Linked DNA regions of Homo sapiens: region 1 is linked to region 2. A link is an interaction called in ENCODE POLR2A ChIA-PET data of the cell type or tissue named here. Cell type or tissue: HepG2. All regions are shown on one strand. Links, peaks and the distances in the headings refer to the core of each region. The heading gives the core; the rest is flanking DNA.

Region 1 (11,912 bases), core at 5,892-10,891, 74 kb after region 2:
ACGTTATGCTAAGTGAAAGAAGGCAGACACAAAGGACCACTTACTGTACGGTTCCATTTAGATGAAATGTCCAGAATCGGCCAGTCTTTAGAGATAAAAAGTAGATTAATGGTCTCCTAGGGCTGGAGAGAATTGGGGGGCAGGGGATTAGAGGCGTTGGCTAAGGGGTGCAGGGTTTCTTCTGGGGGTGGTGAAAATATTCTAAAATTTACTGTGGTGATGGTTGCACAATTCTGTGAATATATTAAAAACCATGGAATTGCATACTTTAAATGTGTAAATTATATGGTATTGTGAATTCCCAATAAAGTTATTTTAAAAAGAGAGAAAGGGAGAACCTCATTTTCTAAGCTACAGATTCTTAACTCAGGGCCCATGAACCCACTGAATTACAAACTAGAATTGTGAGAGCACTTGTGCATTTTCTAAGAAGGCCTGCGGCTTTCCTGAGATTCTCCAAAGGCTCCAAGCCACAAAAAAGAATCCCTGTCCTCAGAATGAGCTGGAGTTGGGGCTTCAGGTTTGGGAGAGCCTCCTCACGGCTTCCCTTTTGCACCTCCCCTGGGGAAGTCGGGGTATGGAGGGGAGGGGCGCCCAGAGTCCATTTCCTGTGTGCCGGTTTAATATTCACTCAGTGGTGTGGAGTTGGGTTAGCCGCAGCTCACCTCGGGGGCCAGCCACTCTGACCACAGCCTGGAGCCACTGGCTCAAGCTATTCTCAGACCCTTCCCTTCTGTGACCCTCTTCCTTCCCCGATTGCCCCCTCCCAGGCTGTCCCTCCCCGATTGCCCCCTCCCAGGCTGTCCCTCCAGGCCTCCCGAGAGGCTGGCAGTGGCTCCACTTGCTGCTTTTGCCACTTGCTCCAGGCATTAACTGGAACACAGATCCCTGGCTCCTACTGCCCTCAACTCCAATGCTGGAGTAACTCAAAGGTAGAATGACCATACTGCTACCTACCTGCGGGGACAGCCTTGGTTTAAACCCGATGTTCCAGTGTGGTTTTTGTTTTGTTTTGTCTTGTTTTTGAGACAGGGTCTCATTCTGTTGCCCAGGCTGAGCACAGTGGTGATCATGGCTCACTGCAGCCTCAGCCTCCTGGGCTCAAGCAATCCTCCCACCTTAGCCTCCTGAGTAGCAGGGACTACAGGTGCACGTCACAACTGGCTAGTTTTTTTTTTGTTTTTTGTAGAGATAGAGTCTCACTGTGTTGCCCAGAATGATCTCTAATTCCTGGATGCCAGTGATCCTCCCACCTCGGCCTCCTAAAGTGCTGGGATTACAGGCATGAGCCACTGCGCTCAGCCCTGGTGTGATTATTGAGTGCCAAATTTCATTCTCAAAAGTATCCTGGTTTGTAAGATACTGTAAATTTCATTAACCCCTTACCTAAAGATAGAATTGTCACGCCTCCTGGGGTGAGCAGCACTCCAGCGGTCTCTGAAGCCGTGGTCCAGACTGCAGGAAGGCTTCACATCCACCTTCCTCAGCAGACAGGTTTCATTCTGTTCTGTTCATACCTCAGCAGGAAAGGGCATTGCCACCTCTCACGGGTCTGGTGGCCCTCCATTGAGCATGGATAAGATGCCTCCTCTTCCATCTCGCCCATCCTCAGTGCAGGGGGTCTGGGCCTCTCCCCTCTACAATTCGATGTAAGGCAAAGGTGACATTCCTCTGTAGCCCTTGCCACCCTCAGCCTTTTCCTCCCCGGGTGAAAAATCCCAACCCCTTAACGTTTCATTCCCTCCCACCTCCTTCAGTGCCCAAGCCGCTCTGCTCCTTAAGATCACAAACCACGCACAAACCACATCTTTTCTTCTTTACATAGCTAGTGCCTGGCAGAGGAGGTGCTCACTAAATCTTTTTTTTTTTTTTTTTTGTGAGATGGAGTCTTGCTCTGTCACCCAGGTTAGAGTGCAGCCTCCACCTCCTGGGTTCCAGCGATTATCCTGCCTCAGTCTCCCAGGTAGCTGGGATAACAACTGCCTGCCACCATGCCCAACTAATTTTTGTATTTTTAGTAGAGATGGGGTTTCACCATGTTGGTCAGGCTGGTCTCGAACTCCTGACTTCAGGTAATCTGCCTGCCTCGGCCTCCCCAAGTACTAGGATTACAGGTGTGAGCCACCGCATCCAGCCTAGTTCATTCTTTTCAATAATTTTTCCTTTTTTTTTTTTTTTTTTTTTTGTGACAGGGCCTCACTCTGTTGTCCAGGCTGGAGTGCAGCAGCATAATCTGGGCTCACTGAAGTCTTAAACTCGTAGGTTCAAGTGATCCTCCCATCTCAGCCTCCCAAGTAGCTGGAACTACAGGTGCATGCCATCACACCCAGCTAATTTTTTTTAATAGGAAAGATGAGGTCTCACTACGTGGCCCAGGCTGGTATCAAACTCTTGGGCTCAAGCAATCCACCTGCCTCGGTGTCACACCTGGAATTACAGGTGTGAGCCTTACAGGTGAGAGCTTCAGTGGGTTCAAGGGCCCTAAGAATCTCTAGCCTAGAAAATAAGGTTCTTCCTTTCTCTTTTTAATAACTTTCTTGAGAATTCACAGTACCATACAATTCACACATTTAAAGCATGCAATTCAATGGTTACCTTGCCAGGCTTGATAGATAATTTTTGGATGAATGAGGCACTGGCAAAATGAAGCTGAGGCTGCTATCACGTTGCATGGGGCCGAGGGCACCGCAGAGCCTGGGCCCCCAGGTGTGGGCAGCTCCTGAGAGCACCCTCTCCGGAAGAGTAGGACTGAGAGGGCCGGCCCCACTGAAATGCACGCCCGTGGATGCAGCAAGAGGTCGGCCGGGCAGGGGGAAAGGGCATCCCCTTCCATTCCAGGAGCTGCTCTTCTCGTAGGTCACACCCAGGGCCCTTCCCCAGAACTGTACTCCTTCCAGCCAAGCCCACTTCCTCTGCTCACAAGAGAAAGGAAAACTCTTCTGCTGGATGCAGAGGTGTACAATGAAGAAGGGGCCGCCTGAGGCTTTGTATCCAGGGCCCTTTTATTTTGTTCTTTTGGTCAGTATTTACTACCCATTTGACAAGCATGTCCCAAGCATTTCCTATGTACCAGGCCTGTGCTGGACACTGGGGATGAAACTGAGAACAAGCCATCCAGGTGCCTCTGCCCTGCAGGGCTGTCTTTAATCTTGATGTCCAAAGCTGGCTCCAGGGGCTGCACTTAGAATAAAATAAGACAGTGATTTCTGGGTTCCTGCAGTTTCTGGGTTTCTGGATATCTCCGTGTGAACGGCCACCTTTATGTAAGCGTCATAAAGAGTATCTGCTTGACATGAGAACTTTTGGAGTGAGATGAACCATTTTCGAATCTCAGTTCTGTTTCTCCTTGGTTGAGTTACACTTGATCTTAGCCAAAAGGCGGAGAAGTGATCCCCTTGGTTGAGTTATTTAATCTCCGGCTCATGTGTGAATTGTAGACAATCCCATCCACCTTGCAGAATTATTTGGAGGGTCCGATGGGTAACGGCTGCAAGATAAGTGTCCAGTACGTGGGGACACTCAGTAAACGGGGTGACGATTACCCCTGAGCACTGGGGTTTCAAATCCCAGCTGAAGATTCTGTTGGAGTTGGCATGACCTTGTGTTGCAAGACTGTGGCTCCTAAAATTGACTGGTTTTAAGAATCACTGTGAGAGCTTTTTAGAATTACAAATTTTCGAGCCCGAAACCAAACCGACTGAACCGGAAGCGGCAGGGATGGGCCTGGAAATGTGCATTCTCAGAGGTCTCCAAGTGTGCGATCCACAGTGCTAAGCAGCGCCTCTCAAATCCAGCCCACCCATTTATTTTCCAAAACTCCTGGGAGAGACGACAGAGGGACAGAGGCGCAGGGCTCTGTGGAAGCCAGGCCTGCACCCCTCCCCCAGGCGGCCTCCTCTCCACTCTGGGACCAGCCCTGCCTTCCCCCAGGCTGCGGTGGGTCCCGTCGGAGCACAGCGGCTGCTCATAAAGCTCCCGATGAAAGGCACGCTGGACAGGAGAGGTCAAGGTTCACACAAGCAGCTCCGCCTTCTGTTTCATTTACAAGTGGCAGTCACCTCATTAAACCCGGTCCCCCTCCACCCCTACCCCACCCTCACCCCCAGCCCACCGCACGCATCCCCACACCCGGTCCCTCCCGCTCAGCCCTGGCCGGCACAGAGAGGCTGGGTTGGAGATCGAGTGGTCCAGAGATGGGCAGGTGACCTGCTGGACACGCCCACCCATACCCCAGACTTGCCTAGTGCCTAATGTATGGAATGCACTCAACACGTGTTTGTTAAACTTGGTGTTTATAAATGCATAAAAGTGGCATTTTGTGAAGTTGCTGCAGCACAACTTGGACTTGGAAAGCAGTGCTGATCCCTTCAGAGTCCTGGGGAGGAGAAAAGGCAGCGATTGCTGTGCGCCCCCGGCTGACTTTTCACCTCTCCTAGCCTCTGTTTCCTCCTCTATGAAGGGGTTACCGAGGTGATTAAATGGAGCAGGCCACACGAAAGAGCCTAGCTAACGACTGGAACATTGCAGCTGTGCGGTTGGTGTTCCTGAACCCACAGAGGGCAATGGAGACACAACGTCACACAGAGTTAACTCTGCCCAGGCACAGTGGCTCACGCCTGTAGTCCCAGCTACTTCAAAGGCTGAGGAGGCAGGGCAGCTTGAGCCCAGGAGGTTGAGGCTGCAGTGGACCATGACTGTGCCACTGCATTCCAGCCTGGGTGACACGAGGAGACCCTGTCTTAAAAAAAAACATTAAACAGAGTTAACTTCAATTATGATGACAGCATGGAGGCTGGCAGGCATGGGGGCTGTTAGACCACACAGAAGGACCTGAGGTCCTCAGCAGGGTTTACAGGTGGCTCCTGGGGAGATGGGAACCTGTAAGCCTGGACCTGAAGCAGGGGCTTTAGCCAGCCAGGCCCAGGGGCCAGATGGAGCAGAGAGAAGCCGCTCACCAGGCCTCGAGTGGAAGGGGCGCGCCTGCACATCTGAAGCCTGGGGAGAAGCAGGCCTGGTGACTCGGTGCGTGTCCAGCAAGGGAAGGGAGCCAGGCGAGGCCAGGGAGTGGACAGCTGGACGCCTGCTGGACCTCCCCCAAGGAAGGCTTCCGGGCTCCGGCTGAGGGATCATGAAGTGCTGAGGTGCCTTAAGCCCAGGGGCCCATGACTGGAGTCGCCCCTACCATTTCATTTTAGTCTTCACGCCAGTTTATGAGCTACTGAAGGGTCCCAACTTTGTCACCTTAGGATCATTCCCCAGGGTCCCACGTACACCCCACTCCCCTGCAACAGGAGAGGCCTGCCTCGCCCCTCTTGGACTCAGCGCAGCGCTGGTGCCCATCTCTGAGTGGTGGAGGCTCCAGCATTTCTATACAGCAGGGGCCTGGGGAGGCTGCAAGGGAGGTATAGAGGGGACCGGTCATCAAACATTTGCAGAGCAGGCTCAGTTTGTTTGTTTGAGAGAGGAGCTGGTGGAGACCGTCCGAGGCTGAAGTCCACTACGGCCCCACAGAGCCCCAGCTGCAGGAAGCCAGAGAAAAGAGCGCCATTCCTGCCTCCGTCTCTGTGAAGGGCGTCCCGGGCTGGGACTGGGTGAGGTGAAGGAGGTTCCTCACTTCCCTGACCAAGGCCCTGCCCGTAGCTCTCACCACCCTCTCCTCGCCTCTGCCCATCCCTCCTTGCCCTCCCACACAGGTCTTGTGGGGGCTCAGGCACCCTCATCAGCACCCCTGCATCATGGGGCCGCTGCTGGGCCTCCCCTAAGAGGGGCTCTCCCCAGTGAAAAGGAGGCTGAAGAGAGGATGGCGCCGAAGCTGCCACCCAGAGGAGAGAAGGGACATTAACACAGAAGGAGAGACTGGAGAGAGAAAATAAGAGACAGAAAATGAGAGGCAGGGAGCGAGGCAGGTGCGAGGGGACGAGAGTGCAATCTTAACAGAAGGGGAAGGCACTAACCAGGGACCACATGCTGGGGCACAGAGGGATGAATATGTATAAACACTGAGAGTCAGACAGGGACAGAGACTGTGCCAGGGACCACAACAGAGGCCGGCAGATGATGGGCGGCCTGTCATCTTTTGGAGCCAGGCCCTGTTAGGAGAATTCTTGGCCTCAGTTGATGCTGGGGGCAGGATGGAGTGTGCCTTCCCCTCCAATTTTTCCAGCTGGAACCCTACATGCAGCTCCAAGCTTTCCCCATCCTTTCTGAGGTTCCGGCTGCAAAGACTCCCAGGACAGGCCAGCCGGGTCGCTGGGCCTGAGAGTGGCCCACCCAGGGCCCACCTTGGGCAGGTGGGGGAGACCGTGGGCTTCCAGGAACAAGGAGCCCCCAACAAGTACAAGAAGGACCCTAAGGGCTGGGTAGGGTGGCAGGGTGGCTCACACTTGTAATCCCAGCACTTTGGGAGGCTGAGGTGGGCAGATCACGAGGTCAGGAGATTGAGACCATCCTGACCAACATGGTGAAACCCCGTCTCCACTAAAAATACAAAAATTAGTCAGGCGTGGTGGTACGCACCTGTAGTCCCAGCTACTCGGGAGGCTGAGGCAGGAGAATTGCTTGAACCCGGGAGGTGGAGACTGCAGTGAGCTGAGATCACATCACTGCACCCCAGCCTGGTGACAGAGCGAGACTCCATCTCAAGAAAAAAAAAAAAGAAGGACCCTAAGACCCACCAGCCAAACAGATCCTCCCACACTCCTTCCAGGTCTGCACCGGACACAGCTGGGCTAAGTGGTGACCTGAGACCCAGGGAGAGCTGAAGCCGGGGAGTTTCTGGGTGTCTTGATGTTGAGGGGTAACTTGTCTGCTGCTTGGAGGGCTCCTTTAGTCACCGGCTGAGAGGATTATCAGGACGGCGCAGGCCTCCAGGTGTGCCACGGCCCTGACTCCGCAACAGCTCTGTGCTACCTACCTCCCCCTCCCTGGGCTTTCTGACCTCTGCCGTCTCGTGCTCCCCTCCCCTATGGGTCAGGATCCAAGCTCCCCAAGTTTGCTACTTCTCCAGCCATGTCGCTCCCTGCCACAAGCTCTACACTGCAGTAACACACCACACTGCTTGCAGACACATCTAGAAACCACAGCACTCCTTCCTCTGGAATGCCCCTCCCTTCTCTCCTCCTGAAAGCTCTCAGGTCCCCAGGAAGGCCCCCTCCCCACCCAGGCTGCATCGGCATTTTGCTAGTGATCTCCGGATGCCTGGGTGCCTCTCCTGCAATCTCTCTGAAACATGTCAGGTGCTCCAGGACAGGGCTACAGCTGCATCTCGACACCCACTACGGCCAACACACAGCCCGGGCCCCTAGGTGATGGGTGGACAAATGAGATGCGGTCAGGATTATAAGCCACACCTCGCCTGACTGGTTCTCCACTTCCTTTTTGTCTTTCCACCTAGATGGCAGGTGCACTGTGTGCAGAAACTGTATCTTCTGCTTCCTTGCCCTCTCCCTAGTTTCAGACAATGTTGTGCACGACAGACACTTGCTGACAGGAAGAGGGGTCAGAGTCTTGCGTGTTCCAAGGGATCCACCTGAATTCTTCAAGGACCCTGCGTTCCGGGCACCAGGGACAAAGCCAGGTCCATGTGTGGTTTCTCTCTTTTCTAGGGCCTGCAAGTTGGAGAGATGCCCTCCCCTCCCCCATAGAATCCCAAACCCTGGTCTGGGGCTCATTCAGGTGGATTTCGGGACAGGCCAGAGGGAAGGGACAGCAACGGAGAGCTGGGGACGGGGGCGCTTTTCCTCGGAAAATAATGAGGCAATTAGAGGAGGCCGAGAGCAGTTCCAGATGTGGCGGCTGACTGCTGAGATAGTGACGTGTACTTCTAACATGTCAGCACGCTGGGGACTGAGGCTGTCTGCAGCTGCTCCAGCTGTCACCTGGCCCCACTGTGCTGCTGCGGTTACCTGGCCTAATGGTTTTGGAATGAGCTGGGCTGGGGCCCACGGCCTAGAACCCTGGTCCCCAAAACTTCTTGCCAGAAAGAAACTCAACCTCAGTAAAAGCCCCATCTGCTGAGGGCCGTCAAGACATTCACCGTCACCTGCCTCGCCTTGAAGTTCGATCCCCTCCAGGACAAGCTTTCAGGGGAAGCTCGGAGCCTGGCCCCGAGCAAGCGCTGGGGACAGAACACAGTGTGGTTGGATGTGGCCCTAGGCCCAGAGTTGCCTAAAGTCCAGGCATGGGAGACAGGACAGGGACAAAGCCCCTCCGACAGGAAGCAGCCAGTGGCTGGCACTGATCAGGTGCACACAAAGGTGTCTGTGTTCCTGTCTGGCCCCTCCCCAGCAGGCCCTGGACCCTGCCCTCTCCATCCCATCTTTCCCAGGCGTCCTGAGCTGCCTGGCCTTTTGAGCGATTACTGGCACAGGATACCAGCACTGACAGCTCTTGTCACAGTCCCCCAGGCCTCATTCATGCTGGAGAGGCGAGGACAGCTTAATTCCCAAACTCAGACACAGGATTGCCTGCCAGATAGGGCATGGGGCTGCCACTGACCCCCACCCCTCCCTCCCTAGGAGGTGGGCACCTGGGAACAAAGCCTCTGGTGTCCCCTCTGCTCTCCTCCCTCCTCTGACCTCCCCTTCCCCTCTTTCTGCATCAAACAGCAGGTGCTGATGGCAGCTAAATTGTCCAGGGATGAGTGATGCTGGGTGCTTAGGAGGATGAGAAGGAAAGAGCTTTGGACATGACAACCTCAACCCTTCCCCACTCCAGCCCCCATTTGGGGACAGGGAAAAGAATTGATGTCAGATGTAGGGGGTTCCCTTAGCCCCAGTATTCTGAGCTTCTGGCCCCCACACCAGGAACCAAGGAGCACTGGCTTCATGCCAACACCTTCAAACCACCCCACACTCCGTGTGGAACCCGAGGCCCTTCAGGAGCTGTCAGACAGCCCCAGGGAGCTGCTGGCCATGCTGTGTTCTCCTGGCATCTTCCCACTCCCAGGCCAGCCACCTTGGCTGGGGGTATCTGCCATGACCTTCACTCCCTGAGCCCTTGGTCTTCACATCCATGGTGGACAATCCCAGATGGGGGTTCCCCAAGTCCCGCCCAGTTTGGGAAACAACTGTGCCCCCTCCCATTTCCAAGGCCATCTCCTAAGCTAGCCTGGGGGCTCCTCACATGTGCTCCTGAGGTTCTAACAACCACTTGGGCATGGCCTGCCCTCTCCGGAGTCAAAGCCACTAATTCAGCTTGGAATGCCCTTCTCCATATGCAGTGTGGAGGAACTGACCCCCTTTTTCTGCTTTTCCTTTCCTAGTTCTCCCCCAAACTGCAGTCAGAATAGCAGAGTTAGGGCTGTTCTTCATTCCCATTAGGACTCTAGAAAAACAGACTAATGGCCCCAAAGAGCGTAACCGCATGACCCTCCTCCTCTAGAGAAAGTGCTAGAAATCTAATCGGGCAGCAACATAGTACCGTGGGTAAGTCCGTGCGTCCAGGCCTGTTTCCTGGCTTTCCAGGTGCATGCCCTCAGGCAGTCTGCCCAAGCTGATTTCCTCATCTCTGAAATATCTCCTTCGTGGAAGCACTGCGGGATTCAATGAGCTCACACGGCACAGCCCCAGCACCGTGCCTGGCTCGCGGCAAGTGTCCGATAGAAGCCAGCCTCTGCTGCTGTGACCACCTTCCCCAGCAGTGGCTGGTGTGTGCTATGGGCTGACTGTCTCTCCCAAATTCCTGTGTTGAAGACTCAACCCCAGTACCTCAGAATGTGACGACCCTTGGAGATAAGCCTTTAAGGGGGTGAGTCCATTGAAATGGAGCCTCGAGGACGTGCCCTCACCCACTCTGACCAGTGTCCCTGTAAGAAGAGGCAATCAGATCACAGGCCCACACCGAGGAGAAGCTGTGTGAGCGCACACAGAGAAGGCAGCCATCAGCAACAGAGAGGCCTCCAGAGAAACCAAGCCTGCCAACACCTGGATCTTGGACTTCCAGCCTCCAGAACCATGAGCAAATGAATTTCTATTGTCTAAGCCACCCAGGCTGTGATATTTCGTTACGGTAGCCCCAGCAAACTGTGATATTTTGTTATGGCAAGCTGCAGTGTGACCAGTCACTGCCTGGGATGCCAGGCCCGTCCTTCCCAGCCCAGGCACCGTGCAGGATGCCAGGCCCCAGAAAGGACGGGAAGGCCCCGGGCAGGATAGTAAAAGGCCCGATGTCCAGGTCCCTTCTGGGAGGTTTCACTTCCAAGTACAGTCTGGATTCTAAACTGGATCTTAACATTGAGTTTCTACACTGCCCTTCTCTGAGATGCTGAATTTGTGGGTTCCAGTAAGGGATTAGGGATGTTGTGTCTTCTCCCGAATAAGTAATCTTGGCATAACCAGACTCAGGGTCTTGAAACTAGAAAGGATCTCAGAGATTGTCTTATCTAGAGACTGAGATCATCAACTTTGTCTCAACTGCCCATTTTACAGGTGAGGAAACTGAGGTCTGGAAAGATGGTGACACAGCTAGCTAGCGGCAGAATTTAAAAAGAACCCAGTTGCCTTGTCTTTCCATTAGGAGACCTGCCTTCCTGCTCCAAGTGTACACTCGCTCATCCCTGGCTGGGATCTGGGAAGGCTGGAGAGAGGAGAATCGGGACTTCTCTTTTGGTCTCTCAGCACCTGGTTCACTGGAGAAACACAGGTTAAGAGTGGGGCTCCCAAGTTAGACGGATGGGTCAAAACCTAGTTCTGCTGTGTACAGATGTGGCCTCGGGAAATCAGTGGACCACTCTGGGCTTCATGTTTATCATCTGTAAAATGGAAATAAAAACAAGGAAGAATAGTATATCCCTCACAAGGCTATTATTGGGAGCTTTTAAACCTAACAGGCTCCACATAGGCCACAAAAGTCGAATGCAGAAATTACCACGAGTGTTGGCTTTCGGGGGTCCGTGTGGGAGTAGGGAAAGGAAGAGTGAGTCTCAGCTGTGATCACAGGCCCTCTAAGCCTCTTGCTTGCCTTCTCTCGTGGAATTTTCTTTCCTAGGCTGGAGAAGTAGGGTGACAAGGGAAATCTGGCTTATAACTCCAGAAAATAAACCCAAGGATACTTCTGGAAAATTCTGTAACTTTAGGCAGGAAAAAGGCCAGACTCCCCGGCAGGGCCAGGACGGGCTGGCAGCCTTTCAGACACGGCTTGAAGGAGGCCCTGGTGTGAGACAGAGGCTCGGAGGACCGCACAGAGCCCAGGGCACAGTGGCTCGCTCCCTCCCTGTCCTCCTGCCACCTTCCAGCTCCCACCCTCTCTTTTCCTCTGTCTTCTTTCCCATGAAGGTGGCACCTTCAGTGGCCAGTGAGTCCCTGGCAGCTGTGAGTGAGTGAGACCAGGCTTGGCAGCTGTCTGTTAGCAACGGAGTTGGAGCATCCCACCATGGGGGTGATGCCCACAGCCTGAGTCCCCTTCCAGCATGGGGAGCCCCTGATTCCAAGGGGGAGATTCTCGCTTGACCCTCAGAGTGGTGTTGCATGCATGAAGTGATGACCACATGCCCCTTAAAGCCAACTACAGAGAAAGTGGGTGGATGGGTCTGGCCACCACAAGCTCCTCGGAACACAGGCTGGAGGTCTGGGATGAGGGGCCCAAGGCTGTCCACCTGGGCGGCAGGGAGGCCCGAGAGGACAAGAACCAGCCCCAGAGAACGGAGAGATGAAAGAGGTGATGAGGACAAGCTGGCGTCTTCCCGGAAACCTGGATGGGAGAGGAGACAGTGCCAGCCGCTCTCCCCGTGGGCCTCCCCCCTGCTTGCTCTCTGACCTCGCTGAGCACATCAAAGCGGGAACCCCTTCCCCCAGGCTGGCTCCCTGAATGGCCCAGGTCATCACTGGCTCCTTGAAGCTGCTGATGGACAGATGGTAATCGCTCCCAGCCTGCTGAAAGAGGACGCGGCTCCAGGTCGGAGCTGGGCCTCGGTG
Region 2 (16,556 bases), core at 4,453-9,452:
GGGAGGCCAAGACAAGTAAATCTCCTGAGGTTAGGAGTTTGAAACCAGCCTGGCCAACATGCTGAAAATACAAAATTACAAAAAATACCCTGTCTCTACTGAAAAAACAAAAATTAGCTGAATGTAGTGGCAGGTGCCTGTAATCCCAGCTACACAAGAGGCTGAGGCAGGAGAATCGCTTGAGCCCAGGAGGCAGAGGTTGCAGTGAGCTGAGATTGCGCTACTGCACTCCAGCCTGGGGACAGAGTGAGACTGTCTCAAAAAAAAAAAAAAAAAAACAAAAAAAAAACAACTGGGCTAGAGGAGGCAATGTGGCATAATGAAAGAAAAGTCATAAATATCAGACAACCTGGGTGCAGATCTTGGTTTGAATGCTTAATTGCTGTGAAAACTAGGTCATTTATTTACCCTTTTGAGCCTCAGTTTTCTCATCTGTAAAACAGAGTTATTGAGAGAATTAAAGAAATAATATATATGAACCACCTAGCACTGGCTGGTCCTCAATAAATGAATGCTACCGTTATGATTATCAATGCCCACAATTATTGCCAAAAATCACAACCACAGTGCCATTGGTTCTGCCTTTCCCTCTTCTCCAAATCTTAGCATAGCTGCCCTTGGTTCTAGCAGGGACAGTGGTGTCCTGTGGCCTCCAAATAGCTTTGCCCCATATAACCACAGCCCCTGCCCTGGGTCCCACAAGGCTCTGGTCAGCTCTTCTGACCGCCTCTGCCCTGTCCCTGGCTCAGCCCACACACCCCACCGTTCCAGCAAAGAGGACAAAAATGCACATCCACCCTATGGTGGTGACATCCTGCAGTTTGCTAATGAGAAACAAGTGGCCTTCCATGCTCAGTGCAGAGGGAGGAGGACAGAGTCCCACCTCAGGCCAAACCCACATTTCTGAGGTGGCAGAGGGTGACACGGCCAGGAGGGTGCAAAGGACTCCTCCACCTAGATGGCTCCTTGGACATGAAGGCCCTTGGCGGGGCAGCCTTCCCTCCTCCTCTCTCACACCACAGCCCTTCCTGTTATGGGGCACTGGACAGGGCTTGGATGTGGGCAGGAGGGCAGCCAAAGCCTGAGTCACTGGGAGGGGACAGCTGGGTCTTGAGTTGTGGTCTCCGTGGGGAGGACTGGGAGGATGGGGATGGGTGCAGAGGCTCTTCCTCTCCACTCCAGAAGAATCTCTTCGCCCTCGAGGTGTGAGCTGGAGGCCTGTCTCTGGAGCCCTCTGCAGCCGTCTCAAACCTCACTGCCCTTCTCAGCCTCCAAGGCCCACCTCCTTCTCTAGGGGCACCCACTCCCTCCTCTGCAACTCAGTTCTTTCTCGCCCCAGCCTCATTAGTCAAACAGAAAACAGAGGCCCATAGAAGGTCATTGACTCATTCTGGGTAACAGAGCAGTGTGAGGACTAACGTCTACTGCCTTAGACTCTGAGTAAAGCTGGAGACTCTGGCTGGACCCTTGGCACTGGAAAGAGGGACTGTCCCTGAGGCTGGGGTGACCTGGCATGTCTCTCCCAGTCTGGCCCACTGGCAGCTCCATGCCCAGCTCCACAGGCACAAGTAGGTCAAAGCCAGCCTCCCTGAGCAAAGCCTGCCTGACGCCTGCCCAGAACGCTTGCTGCCCCTCTCAGCTATCTGTCCAATGCACAGGCCTCTCTGGCACCATCCAAGGCTGCACACTGGCTCTTGCTACCTGCGTCCTGCATCTATGCCCTCCACACTCTGGGTCCCGGGGTCCTTGGTGACTCTCCTCTACAACACAGCAGCCTTGGGTTGTCTCTTTGCCTGGGTTTCAGTATCTTCCAGAGCTTTGGGAGGGAGAGCTTCCTTTCCCTCATCAGCCCAATGGAGCCCCGCTCAGTCAGGCTTGTGTAGCCTCCTGTGAAAGGGACTCAGTGTCTAGTGAGGGCCCATTTCCCGGTTCATAGATGGTGGCCTCTTGCTATATCCTCACATGGTAAGGGAGGCAGGGCAGCTCTCTGGGGCCTGTTTCATAAGTGCACTAACCCCATTCCCAGGGGCTCTGCCTCCATGACCTAATCACCTCCCAGGGACCCCACCTCCCAATACCATCACACTGGGGATTTTGTTTCAACACATGAATTCTGGAGAGACACAAACATTCAGACTCCAGCATTTCCAATACGACTCGAGCCCCACCACACCACCCAATTCTTGGCAGTCCCTTCCCTTGGCCCTTGTGGCTCCCAGAACCCACAGGGTCCCTGCACGCAAGGGACTGAGCCCCAGAGCCACACTGCGGCTGCCCTTTGACTTTTCCCAATGCCCTGTCCCATCCAGAGAATTGGACCTCCTTGGAATGATGCTGACCCAAAAGAAGGCTGATTTGCAGCACCCTCTGGGCTGCTGGCCCCGGGGCCGGTCCTCTCAGGGCCCAGCATGATGGCTGCCTCGCCCCAGCTCTCCTGTCTCACTCCAGACTCCCTCATGCCTTGGAGCTGAGCCTGCAGGAGCTGTGGCCAGGGCAGGTTCTGGACCCTACTCCACCTCCCTAGCCCCTCCTCTCTCCTCCAAGCAGTCCCGCAGTGGGTGCCAGCCCTGCCTGGGGCTCTGGCTGCATGACAATTTCCAGGCCTACCTTGCGTGGGGACTGGGGATTGGGCATGATAAGAAACAGCACATGACAGATGTAGAGGTTGGGAAGGTGGCCTGGGAAGGCCTCTGCAGTGTGGATGCAGAAAACTTGAAGCAGAGTGGCTGGCAACTGCCCAGTCCTGGGCTTCCCAGAATGAAGGGAAGCCAGACCTGGGGGTGGAGAGAGGGGCCAGAAGATGCCCTCATCTCCCATGGAGTCGCCTGTCTGCTCGCGGTGCTTTTTCCAAGCTGCTGGCACAGCTCCCTCGCAGGCTATTATTGTCAACACCCTCCCTGTTGCCTGGTGTCCCCATGGAGGGACACTGCCATTGGCCATGTCTTTGCCACACCCTGTCCTTGCCACATCCCAGAGACCTGGGAGAAAGGACTGGGGATTTGAGGTCCCCAGGCAGCCCATAATGCCGAGAGACCTCACTGCCCCTTAGCTGTCAAGCTCCTCTCTCCTTGGCTTCTCTTCTGTGAATTTGAGACCCCTCTCTGCCATTCTACCTATGTCTTCTCCAAAAGCCTAGGGAAGGAAGGATCTGAGTGATGGAGACCCCTCACTCCCACACACAGGAAACATCAGGATGAGAAGCCCACATCTCTCCTCACTGGTGTCTCCCAAACCCACCTTCTCAAGGGATCTTTAGCCCCCAGCCTAGCAGTAGGTAGCATGGGCTCATTTTGAACCATGAGCCCAGAGCCGGGCTGAGCCCTTTCTCCACTGAAGGCCAATCTCTTGCCTATCCCCTGCCACACAAGTTTCCCATCCATTCTGGAACACCCTTAGTCACAGACTGTCTGTGTGGACTAAGGGGAGGCTTAGGGTGGCAGTAGCTGGACACTGTCTATACCTATGTCACCGAGGGATGCAGGGGCAGCTATTTCCTGGAAGAAGAAAACAGAGAAGCCCAGAGACAGGCGGCGGGGAGACAGAGGCGGAGACCAAAAGCAGCATGACAGAGAGACAGGAGCTGGGGGAAGCAGAGAGGGCCAAATTGACACCACATGGCTGCCGCGCCAGACCCCAGGGCCCAGCAAACAGGCTTCATGCTGTCAGTTGCCATGGTGACAAACATGCAGGAAATATCCAAGATAACTAGAATAGTGGCAATAACATGTGTTCTGGATAAAACCTTCCGCGGCCCCACCCCCTCCAGTGTATTCGTTGCATTACTCAGGATAAACTTGGCTTTTGCACATTCACCTTCCCCGAGAGGCTGGGGCTGCGGGTCCTCGGGTTGTCGGGTGAAAGGCACGGCTGCCCTTGGGAAACGAGTGGACCTGAGGCAGATTTTTGCTCAGGAAAAAAAAGGTGTATTTTGTGCCTCTCACCTCACTCCTGCCTCTCCGAGTCTGGATTTGGGCACCCATATCCTTCTGCTCTGGAACGCGAAGGCCAAGAAGAGTCTGAATTCCTGTTTGAGGTCACATAGCAGGTCTGAGGACAGAGGGGACATCCTGGGAGGTCCTTCAGGAGCCCACAAAGCATCCCAAGGGAGTTCAAGATCCATCAAGAAGCCAAAGCTAACGTGAGGGCGCCTGAGGCCGTGTGCAAAGCTGGACACCCTGGCAGTGCCGGTGCCTCTGCTGGGGCAACACTGCCTCCACTCCCGAAGCAAGGGCAAGGTATCCCGGGGGAAGAGGCAGAGAAGGGAGGGAGGAACAGGGGCGCTTTGGGGCAGGTGACTCTGAGAAAAGGAAGAAAAGGACAAGTTTGGCCTGGTATTCACACAGAAAAGTGACTCCCACACCTGAGAGAATGGAAGGAAGTAAGGGGGACATCTCAGAAGAGAGCAGAGCCTCCTAGAAAGCACCCCCTATTCCCCCAGCTCCTAAAGATTGACAGAGGGTTGGGGGGGGCGGGCGTGCCAAAGTCACCACTAAAGGCCCAGCTGGAAGCCAGCCAAGACAGTTGGTGCCCACCAGACTGTTTGGATTCCCCCTGCACTCTCTGGGTTGCTGGCAGAAAAGATTCCGTGGAAAGGACGCGAGATTTCAAGTCCTGCCACCTACTGCCTGTACAACCTCAGTGAGGCCGGTGACTTCCCAGGGCTTCCATCCTCTGCTGGGTGGAGCTAACACTAACTTATCTCTCCAGGCTGCTAGGCGGAGTAAATGCCACAGGGCACGTGGGAGCACTTGGCACATTGTAAAGCTCTGTGTCCAAGCTGTTGAATGCTGTTGTGACTCAGGCAGAGAGCAGCAGGCAGGCCAGGGAGAGGTTGCAGGCAAAGGTTCATGTGAGGAGACTCTGGTTTTTCTAATGACACTACACCCAGATTTTCCGATCTAAACAACCAGCTTCAGTTGTGATTTCCCATGTTGGAAAGTTTCTGGAAAATGATCCATGATAGAAATGGGTTTGGGAATGGTCCACCTGGACACAGTGGCCCTTACTTGGCTTGGAGCATTCCCCTTGGGAATGCCAGAACCAATTCGTGGCCTAGTGGGACAAAGGGAGCCGTTCTACCCAATGACCCTTGCTCCTGACCCTCTTCAGTGACCACAATCCCAGCCAGCACCCCTCCACCCCCCACCACCAATCGGGAGCATGAGCCAGGTCTGGAAGCGGCCCTTAAATGACCTTTTAGACCCAAGTGAGGTTTCCCAGCTCCCTTGGGAATCTAGGGATCTTACAAACTGAGATGAAACCAGATTAGCTTCCATTTTTGCTGTTGGGAAGAGTGAAATTCACCCCACTCATCCCAAGTTCAAAGCCTTACTTTGGTACCATGTTGCAAGGAATGTGGATGGAGGTGAGACAGAGACAGGTAGGGAAAGCAAGAAATGGCTCAAGCCTTGGTGCTCAGCTTCCCCAGTAACTGCCAAGTGTAGGGAGGGACTGGCTCAGGGAATCCTGTTCCCCAAACCCAGGACCAAGACAAGACCACTGGAGGAGCAAGGAGCTGTCAGCCCCTCACAGGTGGCACACCAGCTGGGCATGCAGGGGAAAAGGCAGACCGAGGCTGGGCCCAGGACCTCCACCATCCTGGCTCCGGGGGAGGACAGCAGGAGGCCTGGTCGGCAGAACACCACCCACCACCTCCCCAGCTGGCTGCCTTCTCTGTATCTGGTTTCACTCTCTCCACACTTATTTGCCACACCAGCAGAAGAGGCAGCTTCAGTGGCAGAAGTCTGGGTGTGTGTGGTGGGGGTGGGGGATGATGGGGGCAGAGGTGGGTGGTGGAGTGATGGGGTAGAAGGAGGACCCAGACAATCCCAGTTGCTTCTCCAAACACTATCAGGAAAGTTCAGAGCAAATAAGAGCTCTAGATGGCTGGAGCCCAGAGGAGGGCCTAGTGCCTGCCTGCACCCTGTCTTCACAATTCCCTAGGGTGTTTGAGAGAAGCAGAGGCAAACTGTCCATTACAGAAAAGCCTTAACCTGAGAAGGGGGAACCCGGTCTCCCTTCCCTACTCCATAGCCCCAGCTGGGACTCCAGCCCAAGCGCCGTGGAAGGTGTGGGCAGAATACAGAGGCACAAAATCTGCCCCAAAGACTTCGGGGTATGGTGTTTCATGGTCCCAGGGTAGGGACATAGTGCCGGCAGCCACTTTTTTTCTGTTTGCCAAGGAGCTTTCTCCCTGGGGATTAACAGGGCCTTCCTGCCACCCCATCTGGCTGGTACAGGAGCCAGAACACCACCCCTGGCTGCCAGCCAGCCTGTGTCGGGGGAGCCAGGGCTCTCTCAGAGACTTACAGACGTGGTGCTGGGGCCTTAGGGCAGGAAGAGGGAGGCAGAGGCCTCTGGGGCCACCCAGCTGGGAAGTCCTGACCCTGAAATTCAGCCAGTCCCTACCTCTGGCCTGTGGCTGAGGGTGGACAGGGAGTCAGGAGGGTCTCTGTTTTGCCTTCCTCCTCTCTCTCTCTCTCTCTCTCTCTGTCTCTCACTCTCTCCTGAAGATAGGGAATATATAACCAATCTATAACCTGGAAGACTGAGGACAGGAGACTAGGAGGCAGTGGACTTCAGTCTTGGTAAGATGTGATCGCCCGTTGGAAAGGCCAAGCCTAACTAAGGGTGGACAAGCTCTTGGACAGGGTAGGAATGGGACTGAGAACCCACTGTCTCCTCCTCATACCACTGCCCACATTTTATCCACTTTCTCTCAGGGACCCCCGAGACCCCGTAGCCAGGAACCCTCCCCCAGCCCCATGAAGGGAAGGAGGGCCCACTGCCCTGTGGGGTAATGAGCAGCTCCACCCTGCTTGGGAGGAGGGTCAGTGAGAGAGCCGCTGGCACATCAAAGAAGGCAGGGCCTGTGTCCCGGAAGGCAGCTCTCAACAGCCAGCAGCACCCATAGAATGGGACCACGCCAGACGGCCCCCAAGACCAATTCTCATCTCACGCTATGTGCCCCCCACCAAACGGCTGTAGCCTGCACTTGTCTGTCCGATCACCCTTCCCTGCACTGTGCTGAGTAAACAAACACAGCACTCAGGCAGCCCTCTGCTGGCAAACACGTCTGACTTAGCAACCGCTCCTAGAATAAATAAACACCACACGCTTACACACACTCAGACACACTTGCTCGTGCTCTTTCCTGGAACCGGGGACTGCTCCCTGTCCCACGTGCGGCTCCCACTGGGCCCCAGCCTCAAACAGGCTACATCAGAGTAGTGCCTGAGACTGTCACCCTTTGCCTGGGTGTGGGGATGAGCTGGGGCCTCAGGTGCACAGAGACCTGGACCCAGGCTTGGAGCTTCCTCAGGCAGCCCACCAGTCCCGGGGGGGGTGGGGGGTGCTCTGTTAGGAGCCACTCATCCTGAGGGGACCACCGGAATGAGACTCTAGACACTTGGAACATTACAGAAGTAAAAAAACCTTCGACATGATCCAGTCACCGGCTCAACCAGCAAAACCTCCCGCAAGCAGGGGGTGACCCGAACCCCAAGGATAGGCCTCACAGAGCCTCACAGATCAGAACTCGGGCCCCAAATCCTTTCCACTTCCCCACAGAGGCCCCCCCTCCCCCCATCCTCTGGATTCTTTTCACAGTTGTGTCCCTTCGGGGCCGGGATAGTTTAAGGGGGAAAACACCACCCAGATGGCAGATTCAGAGATGACAATTGGGCAGTAAAGCCTCCCGCTTAGTCCTGGAAGGACCTTCTCAGCAAGGTCCTGCTGGCCTTTACCCTTCCCTGGGAGCTTCCCAGGAGGTATCCTTGCCCTCTCCTTGGGAAGGGTGGCGTCTTGAGACTGCCAGCCCTGCAGTAAGTGCCAGGTATCCCTAACAAGAAGTCAGATGAAAATGTCAGTTACCTGGAGGCCTGTATTAAATCTAGGGGAACAATACAGGAAAAATCACTTAGGCCAAAGAGACTGGAAGTTACCCCCAGGAATTTGTGTTTAATACGTAAGAAAATGCAGGCGCACCGAGGCAGGGGTGGTGGTAGCATCCATTCCTGCCTTGAGAGACAGCTACAGACCAAGACAGGCCTGGCATCCGGCAGAGTGGCACAGCAGAGGCATCAAAGCTTGAGCTTCGGGCAGATCTGGTTTCAGATCTCAGCTTTTCTCTTATTAGCTGTGGAGGACTGGGCAATTTACCTCATTTCTTCTCTCTATAAAGTGGGGGAAATTCCCCTCTTTCATGATTGCTGTAAAGATTAATAAGATGGCATATATAAAGACGCCAGCACTAGCACCCTTGCCTTCAACAGTGACTGACAGAGATGGCATGATTTAAAATCCCACCCTTTGTTAAAGCTGGAAAAAACATATTTACGGAGTTGAAGCAGAATATGTGAGAAAGTGCATTATAATAAAAACGACCTACAAAATTGAGGCATTATCATTTAAAAGTTTCACTGTTCAGATTAATCTGTACTTTGTATATTTCCAAAGCCCAAGCCTTATTCAATGACTGCATATTGTTACTATAATAATTGTAGTCAGGTACAATAATTGTTCATTAAAATAGCAATAAAAGTTGAATGAAAAAATTCATCTTGTCAGTCAAGAGAGTACTGTTAATATAATAATTGTAGTCAGGTACAATAATTATTCAATAAAATAGCAATACAAGCTAAATGCAGAATATTCATCCTGTCAGGCAAGAGCATATTTCTTTTACTTGCACCGTAACTTTGTCATAGTGAGAAACTAACGGAGGCTAAGAAGAAAGCACAGAAAGAATTCGCAATTGCAAAAATATGGAGCTGGGGACTGGGCACAGTGGTTCATGTCTGTGATCCCAGCACTTTGGGAGGCCAAGGTGGGCAGATTGCTTGAGCTCAGGAGTTTGAGACCAGCCTGGGCAACATAGTGAGATCCTACCTCTAAAAAAAGAGGAGCCTTTTAAATGCCCGTCAACCAACAAGCAAATTAAGCAAATGTGGTAGACCAGGCACAGTGGCTCATGCCTGTAATCCCAGCTCTTTGGGAGGCCGACGTGGGCCGATCACCTGAGGTCGGGAGTTCAAGACCAGCCTGTCCAACATGGTGAAACCCCATCTGTACTAAAAATACAAAATTAGCTGGTCGTGGTGGCACACGCCTGTAATCCCAGCTACTTGGGAGGCTGAGGCAAGAGAATCTCTTGAACCCGGGAGGCGGAGTTTGCAGCGAGCTGAGGTCATGCCATTGCACTCCAGCCTGGGCAACAAGAGCAAAACTCCGTCTCGAAAAAAAAAAAAGAAAAAAGAAAATGTAGTATATATACACCATGGACTACTACTCAGCCATAAAACGGAACAAAATAAGGGCCTTTGCATCAACTTGGATGGAGCTGGAGATCATTATTCTAAGAGAAGTAACTCAGGGATGGAAAACAAAGCCATATGTTCTCACTTATAAGTGAGAGCTAAGCTATGGGGATACAAAGGCATAGGAATGGTAGAAGGGACTCTGGGGACTTGCAGGGAAGGGTGGGAAGGGGGTGAGGGATGAAAGAGTACACACTGGGTACAGTGTACACTGCTCGGGTGGCGGGTGCACCAATCTCTCAGAAATCACCACTAAAGAACTCATCCACATAATCAAAAACTACCTGTACCCCCAAAACTATTAAAATATATATTTTTAAAAAGAAAACAAAATATTGGGGAATAAAACAAAGTCAGAAAGCCCATAAAGCCGGCTGGTGGCTGTAGAGGCACAGAGGCGTGCATTTTTAGGTCGCAGGTGTGGGGGTGAGGACCCTGAGGAGGCAGTCTCGCCCGGACTCCTGGAGACCCGCATAGCCCTCGCTGGGAGACACTATGGGCCTTTTCTACATGTCCCCTCACCTCTCTGTCTTCTCTGGCTGTCTGGCCCGAGCTGCCGTCCATGTGAGCAGACACGGCACTCAGGGCCAGGAGACTCAGAGCAAGGCCAGGAGGGCACAGGGGCAGGGGACTGGCAGGCTGACAGTCCTGGGGCTACACGGGAAGCGGTCAGCTCAGAGCCAAGGCTGTGGACCAGGGCTGCTCCTCAGAACTAAAGGCTTGCAACCAACTACTGGCTAGACAAGGCTGGGAAATCAAGCATTACAGAGCGCTGCTGACTGTGAGTCTGCATGGGCAGGAGGCTGAACTCACAGCCAGGAGACTAGGACATCGGGCAGCAAATCTAGGAAGGGTCTGGGCAGCAACTATGGGACCCTATTGGCAAGAAAAGACTTTGATATGGGACCAAAGACTGGCTGAAGAGGGAATGCCTACATTTTGTTTGCCAAGTGCAGGCCTCAAGGCCTGAGTTGATAGGTACAGGGAAACACTAAATGGCCTGGGGTGTGACAGACTGTGTGCAAGGCAGTTCCTTAGAGCAGACGCAGAACTCGCCATCCTGAAACTCTACCTGTGTAACTGCCTGCAAATAGCAGCAGGCGCTCATGGGGAAGAACATGGTTCGTGACTCTTCTGTGCCACTTACTAGCTTGGGAGAGTTACCTAGCCTCTGTCAGTCTCAGTTTTCTCATCTTTAAAACAGGGATAATGACACCTACCTCATCTGGTAGTGGTGATTGTGTGAACTCGGTGATGTAAGGGATGTTAAAACGCTTTAGCACTTGGCCTGGCCCCGTTGAAAGTGCTCCATAAAAGCTAGGCATGATTACTAATTAAACATTTATTGAGAGTACCCTGGCCAACATGGAAACCCCATCTCTCCTAAAAGATATAGAAATTAGCCAGGCATGGTGGTGGGTGCATGTAGTCCCAGCTACTCAGGAGACTGAGACAGGAGAATCACTTGAACCCAGGAGGCGAAGGTTGCAGTGAGCCAAGATCATGCCACTGCACTCCAGCCTAGGAGAACAGAACGAAACTCCGTTTCAAAAACAGCAACAACAACAACGACAAAAAGTTTCTTGAATGTAGGCCGGGCGCAGTGGCTCATGTCTATAATCTCAACACTTTGGGAGGTCGAGGTGGGTGGATCAACTGAGGTCAGGAGTTCAAGACCAGCCTGGCCAACATGGTGAAACCCTGTCTCTACTAAAAATACAAAAATTAGCCAGGTGCACTGGTATGCACCTGTAATCCCAGCTACTGAGGCAGCTGAGGCAGGAGAATCCCTTGAATCCGGGAGGCACGGTTGCAGTGAGCTGAGATTGCACCATTGCACTCCAGCCTGGGCAACAGAGCAAGACTTTGTCTCAAAAAAAAAAAAAAAAAAAAAAAGTTTATTGAGTGCCTATTATATGCCAGGCCCTATACTTTGTATAGGACATACAAAGATGAAAAGTGTAGACACTGCTTTCAACAGGTCTAGGCTTCCAGGGGTGGGCAGAGGCTCCTACTTCAAATAAGCAATCACAGCCGAGTATGCTCATTAGCAGTGGAGGCAGGTACAGAATGCAGAAGGGGGAGGTGGGGGAAACAGCATTCGAATTTGCCTTGAGAAATCAGGGAAGGCCTCCAGGAGGAGACAGGGCATGAGTTGAGCCTGGAAAGCTGAATAGGAGGTTTTCTGGTGGACAAGTGGAGAAAGAGCAGTGTAGGTAGAAGAAGGAGCAAATGCAAAGACACAAGAAAAAAATCGAGTCACAGGAAAGCCTGCTGTGTTCTGGGAGTTCGGACAATGAATGGCAGTGCTGCTATGGCTTAAAGAGGAGAGCTTGGCGGGGGAAATGAAGTTCGGCTGACAGATGGGACCAGAGCATAAAGGATTTTTTAATGCTATGTTAAAGAATTTAGATTTTACCCTGAGTGATGAGAAGCCACTAAAGCATTTTAAGTAAGGGAGTGATGGACAAGATTTATTTTATAAAAAGACCATTCTTGGGGCTATGGGTAGTATGGATCGGCTATGGTCAGGACAGGCTGAAGGGAAACCAGCTGGGAGACTAGCAAGAAGTGAGAGCCTGATCTAAGGAAGCCAAAATGGGGCTAGAGGCCGGGCATGGTGGCTCACGCCTGTAATCCCGGTACTTTAGGAGGCCAAGGCAGGAGGATCACAAGGTCAGGAGTTTGAGACCAGCCTGGCCAACATGGTGAAACCCCGTCTCTACTAAAAATACAAAAATTAGCCAGGCGAGATGGCGGCGCCTGTAATCCCGGCTACTCGGGAGGTAGAGGCAGGCGAATCACTTGAACTTGGGAGTCGGAGGTTGCAGTGAGCCAAGATCTCGCCATTGCACTCCAGCCTGGTGACAGAGCAAGACTCCATCTCAAAAAAAAAAAAAAAAAAAAGCTGGGGGAGGTGGGCTAGAGTTGGGGGGGGTGGGCTAGAGGTGGGCAGATGCATGCTTAAGCAGGAAACCTGGCAAGACAGACTGGGTGTTAAGAATGAGGCAGAAGGCCTGGGAAATGTTGACACCCTTCTCCAGGATCGGATCTTCAGAAATGTGAGCAGACTCAGAGGGAAGCAAGAGTCCTGCTTTGGTCTCAGAGAACTTAAGGTGGAGCTCAGAACAAAGTCCTTGGCTGGATATGCAGATCTGGGGTCATGGGCATGAGGGTGTAGCTTAGCTGGAAGTGGGGAGTGTGCAGAGGGAGGAGGGAAGACAGCATTGGATAGCCACAGGTAGCCATGGGAAATCCCAACCAATGTGCATGCATCTACTGGAGAAAAGAGGACCCACAAAGGAGACTGAAAAGAATCTTAGAAAGTTGTAGAAGAGATCCAGGAAAGAGCAGTGTCACGCAGCACGAAGGGGCAAAGCATGTCAGGACTGCGGGGAAGGTCAATGATGTCAAACACTGCTGGACAAGTCCAGTAAGGAAAAGACTGAAATGTGACTACAGGTGGTCCCTGATGACTTCACAGAGGGCATTTCTTTCTTTTTTTTCTTTTTTTTTTTTTTTGAGATGGAGTCTCACTCTGTCACCCAGGCTGGAGTGCAATGGCACAATCTCAGCTCACTGCAACCTCCGCCTCCCGGGTTCAGGTGATTCTTCCACCTCAGCCTCCTGAGTAGCTGGGATTACAGGCACCTGCCATCATGCCCAGCTAATTTTTATATTTTTGTAGAGATGGGTTTTCACTATGTTGGCCAGGCTGGTCTTGAACTGCTGACATCAGGTGATCTGCCCAACTCGGCCTCCCAAAGTGCTGGGATGACAGGCGTGAGCCACCGTGCCTGACCCACAGAGGGCATTTCTGTGATGACAGTGCATGCCAGGCTACAATGCGTTGTGGAGTCAATGTGACATGAAGGGAGAAAAAACAGGGGACACTTACGAGAGGCTTGACTAAAAGAGAAGACATGAGGGGTCATAGAGACTTCAGGTGGAAGGAAGGTTTCATTTTGTTTTTTAGTACGGGAAATACTTGAATGAGTATGTATGGCTAAGGAGAGGTGGAGCTTAAAGATTCAGAAAAGTCTCAGGACGAAAGAGAGGACCTTAGAGCAAGGTCCCGGAGGACACAGGAAGAAATGGGATCCCGATGACATACCCCTCTTCCTGAAACATTCTTAGCTCACATCAGCGGAAACAGACTCTGAGACTCTGAGGTTTTCATGAAGGAGGATTACTGGGGGGAGATCTGAGGAACCAGCCCTGACAGGGAGACCTCATGGAAAACGAGGGTGGCTGAGGCATGGAGGTTTGTAGAGCGTCGCAGGCAATGGAGGAAATTCTTTCCTGATGGACTCCTTTTTCTTTTCAAAATGAGAAATTGTTGAAAAAAAGTGCTCGAGATCTCCAGAAGAGTGGAAAAGGCCTGGAATGACCTTAGATGACAGTAGGAATCACAAGCTGGGATTAGTTTGTACCCTGGAGGGTGCAACAAAGATCAGATGCCATAAATCTGTGGTGTTACCATCTTTTAGGCTGAGTGATTTTTCCCTAGTCGGGCTCTGCATCCCAGAAATACAAGCAGAAGAGGAGGCTGAGGGTGAGGTTAACCTAAGGCACATTTCTGGGCTTCTGGCCTACTCTCTACTCCTGCTGGGCGCCTGTCTCCAGCTGGGACGAAGGGAAGAGCCTGCAGGTCATGCCTCTACTTGAAGCTTCCTTCTCTCTCTCAGGGTTGCTATTTATTATGTCTTGGCCAGTGCACCAATCCAAAAGTTGAAAAAAAGCAGAGTACACATCAAACCATTCCCAGAATCAAACTCTAGGATGATTTAAAGATCAGTGAGTCAGATACATGTGGATTAAATTTTCCTCTAACTACATACTTGGTTAGAAAATCCTAGCCTGGGACTTGGAAGTGATGGGTCCTGTTTGGGACACCCAAGTTGCTATAAAGAGGTACAACGTGTGTTCAGTTCCAGTCCCTGGATCATCAGGCAAGGTCTGAAAACCTCTGTTTGAGACGGCATAAATTCCCAGGACTGCAGACCACTGGACCAAACTTCTAGGAGGCAAGACTTGTGGACCCTGGTGAGAACCCAAGCCAAACCTTTCATGGGGCCAGCCTTGGGAGAAACTGGCCCTGCTTGGCTGGCTTCTGCTACCGTCACTCATCCTTTCTAAGTGAGGGCAGCCTTGAGGCCACAAAACAAAGGCCAAAATGGCTTCAAGGACAGTAAGCTCAAGGTAAGTTTGGATAACTTCTTTAGATCAAAAAAGAGGAACTCCAGGTTAGAAGGCAGGTAATTTTCTGGAATAAATGAGTTTGAAAATATAAAAGTATGGAGAAGAAAAGAGCAACATTTTGTTAGGGACAGAAAAAAAAAAAAAAAAAGAGTCAAAAGACCCCAGTCTTCACTCTGGTTCTGTAATTTTAAGGAAGTCACTATCCCCTTGAGGTTTTGGCACCCTCTGCTGAAAATGTAAAGGTTTGGATTCGATGATGACTCATCTTTTATTTCTGATCTTACTTATCTAGTTTTATGTCCTTTATGCTCAATTTAAGCTCTTCCATGCTCTGCATTTCCCATATCCATTTTTCTTCCTCCCAAGGGGCATGAAAGTATTTGGTGAGCTAAAAGATGTTGGCTTTCTCTTCCTGTTTCTTGCTCAAACCCCAGTCGGTTCTCCAAGCTGTCATTAAACCATCCATCCATTCATTCATTCATTCATTGATACCAGTTTCCCTCCACCACTCTAACTGGAGCTGAGCAATTAGACACATGGTAACCTTGTGTGCAAGAAGTTAAGAAGTCTACCAGGGACTCCAGAGGCCAAAAAATTGGGCAAAAATTAGGCAAGGGGCAGGCCCACTTGGACCCCATACTTCTCCCTCATCAGTTAGCAAAGGGAGAGTCTCTTTTTCCAGCCCTCTCTCCCTCTGCTCATACCTTGGTGAAAGGAAATAATGACCCACAATGTGACCCCATGCCGAGGACGGAGAGGGGAGAGAGATACGCAAGGGTGATGAGGCTTTGTGGCAGGTGGCAGTAGCTGGCAGCTCTCCACGCCTTGATCCCAAGGCCACATTCTCTGGTGGGAGGGGAGCCAGGAAGAGATCCTTGAAATGGAACACTGGAGTGCTCAGGATGGACCAGGCTCCACAACAGCTGCCCTGCAGATGGGGAAGAGCATTTGAATCTTGAGTTTATATTTCTAGAAAAACTCCCCCTCCCACTCTCCCTTGCTGTATTATGGGTTTTTTTGTGAGGTTTAGAAAAATAAACAGAATCTAACAATAACTGTCTGAAAGTGCTAAATTACCAAGAAAGACGTAACAGATTAGCAGTGCAAACTGAGCCTGGGTGGGAGACAGCCAGCACACGAGGGATCTGAGAACGACCCATAGGGTGGTGGTTTCTCTGCTCTTCCTCCTCCCGCAGAATGAGCTGTCTTCACACACTGCAGCCTCTCTGGTGGAGCTGAAGGCTGAGCTGCATTGTCCAGAGAGCCTGAGGTTTAGAAATGGGGTACCATGTCCACTTTCAAACCAGCAACACCCCCAGACTTGAAAAGATCTGGCTCATGCCATCAAGTCCATCTCTGGCTCTCAGGTAGGACTGCTCCTGTCACCCTGGTTGGAGGTGAAACTCTTTTCTGTTTCTAGAGACAACCTTCTCAGATGAACCTGGAGGGCATTACGTTAAGTGAAATAAGCCAGGCATAGAAAGATAAAGACTGCGTGATGTCACTTATATGTGGAATGTAAGAAAGTCCAACTCATAGAAACAGAGTAAAATGGTGGATCCCAGAGGCTGTTGGGTTGGAGGATTGAGGAGATATTGATCAAAGAACACAAAACTTCAGTTAGACAGGAGGAATATGTTCAGGAGACCTATTGTACATCAGGGCAACTACAGTTCAAAACAATATATCTTATATTTTAAAATTGCTCAGAGAGTAGATTTTACATGTTCTTAACCACCATTAAATAAGGATGTCAAATAATACATATGTTCAATAGTTTGAATTAGCCATGCTGGCCTGTATACATATATCAAAACATGATGTTATATGCCATAAATAGGCACAAGTTTTACTTGTCAATTTTTTTAAAAATAAGCTTTTAAAAAGAAACAACCTTCTTTATCTTTTCCCCAGGAATCTGGGAAGGTGTTTAGGCAAGTAATGATTCAAAACTCCCAGAATGTGGGAATCAAAAGGATCTTAGAATACGGCCCCCATCCTTCACTTTACAAATAAATGAACTGAGGTTCACAGGGA

The links. ChIA-PET counts read pairs that join two places held together with the same protein. Peaks named below come from ENCODE experiments on the same cell type or tissue, not always from the same donor. Only the 100,000 strongest peaks of a DNase experiment are listed, where the experiment ranks them.
Region 1: POLR2A ChIA-PET joins it to region 2 with 6 read pairs; 7 of 35 experiments call an interaction of 5 or more read pairs at or near these places.

Annotation. Positions count from the first base shown.
Region 1 is chr11:126,181,451-126,193,362 of GRCh38, forward strand. No RefSeq gene overlaps it. Among named protein-coding and RNA genes, the nearest start is that of RPUSD4, 24 kb to the right of the region's middle. RefSeq lists enhancers at 1,520-2,019, 4,268-5,193. In HepG2, for the core only: no CTCF peak of the experiment used is centred there; a DNase peak (open chromatin) is centred at 8,271.
Region 2 is chr11:126,109,038-126,125,593 of GRCh38, forward strand. LOC105369591 reads right to left here. Exons shown (of 4, transcript XM_017018656.2): 3 at 15,597-15,766; 4 at 14,769-15,447. The coding sequence ends at 15,218. It overlaps LOC124902784 (a long non-coding RNA gene), which reads left to right and starts at 14,424. Exons shown (of 2, transcript XR_007062938.1): 1 at 14,424-14,519. In HepG2, for the core only: a CTCF peak has its summit at 7,056 (motif pointing left); DNase peaks (open chromatin) are centred at 4,724 and 7,084; H3K4me3 peaks cover 2,035 bases.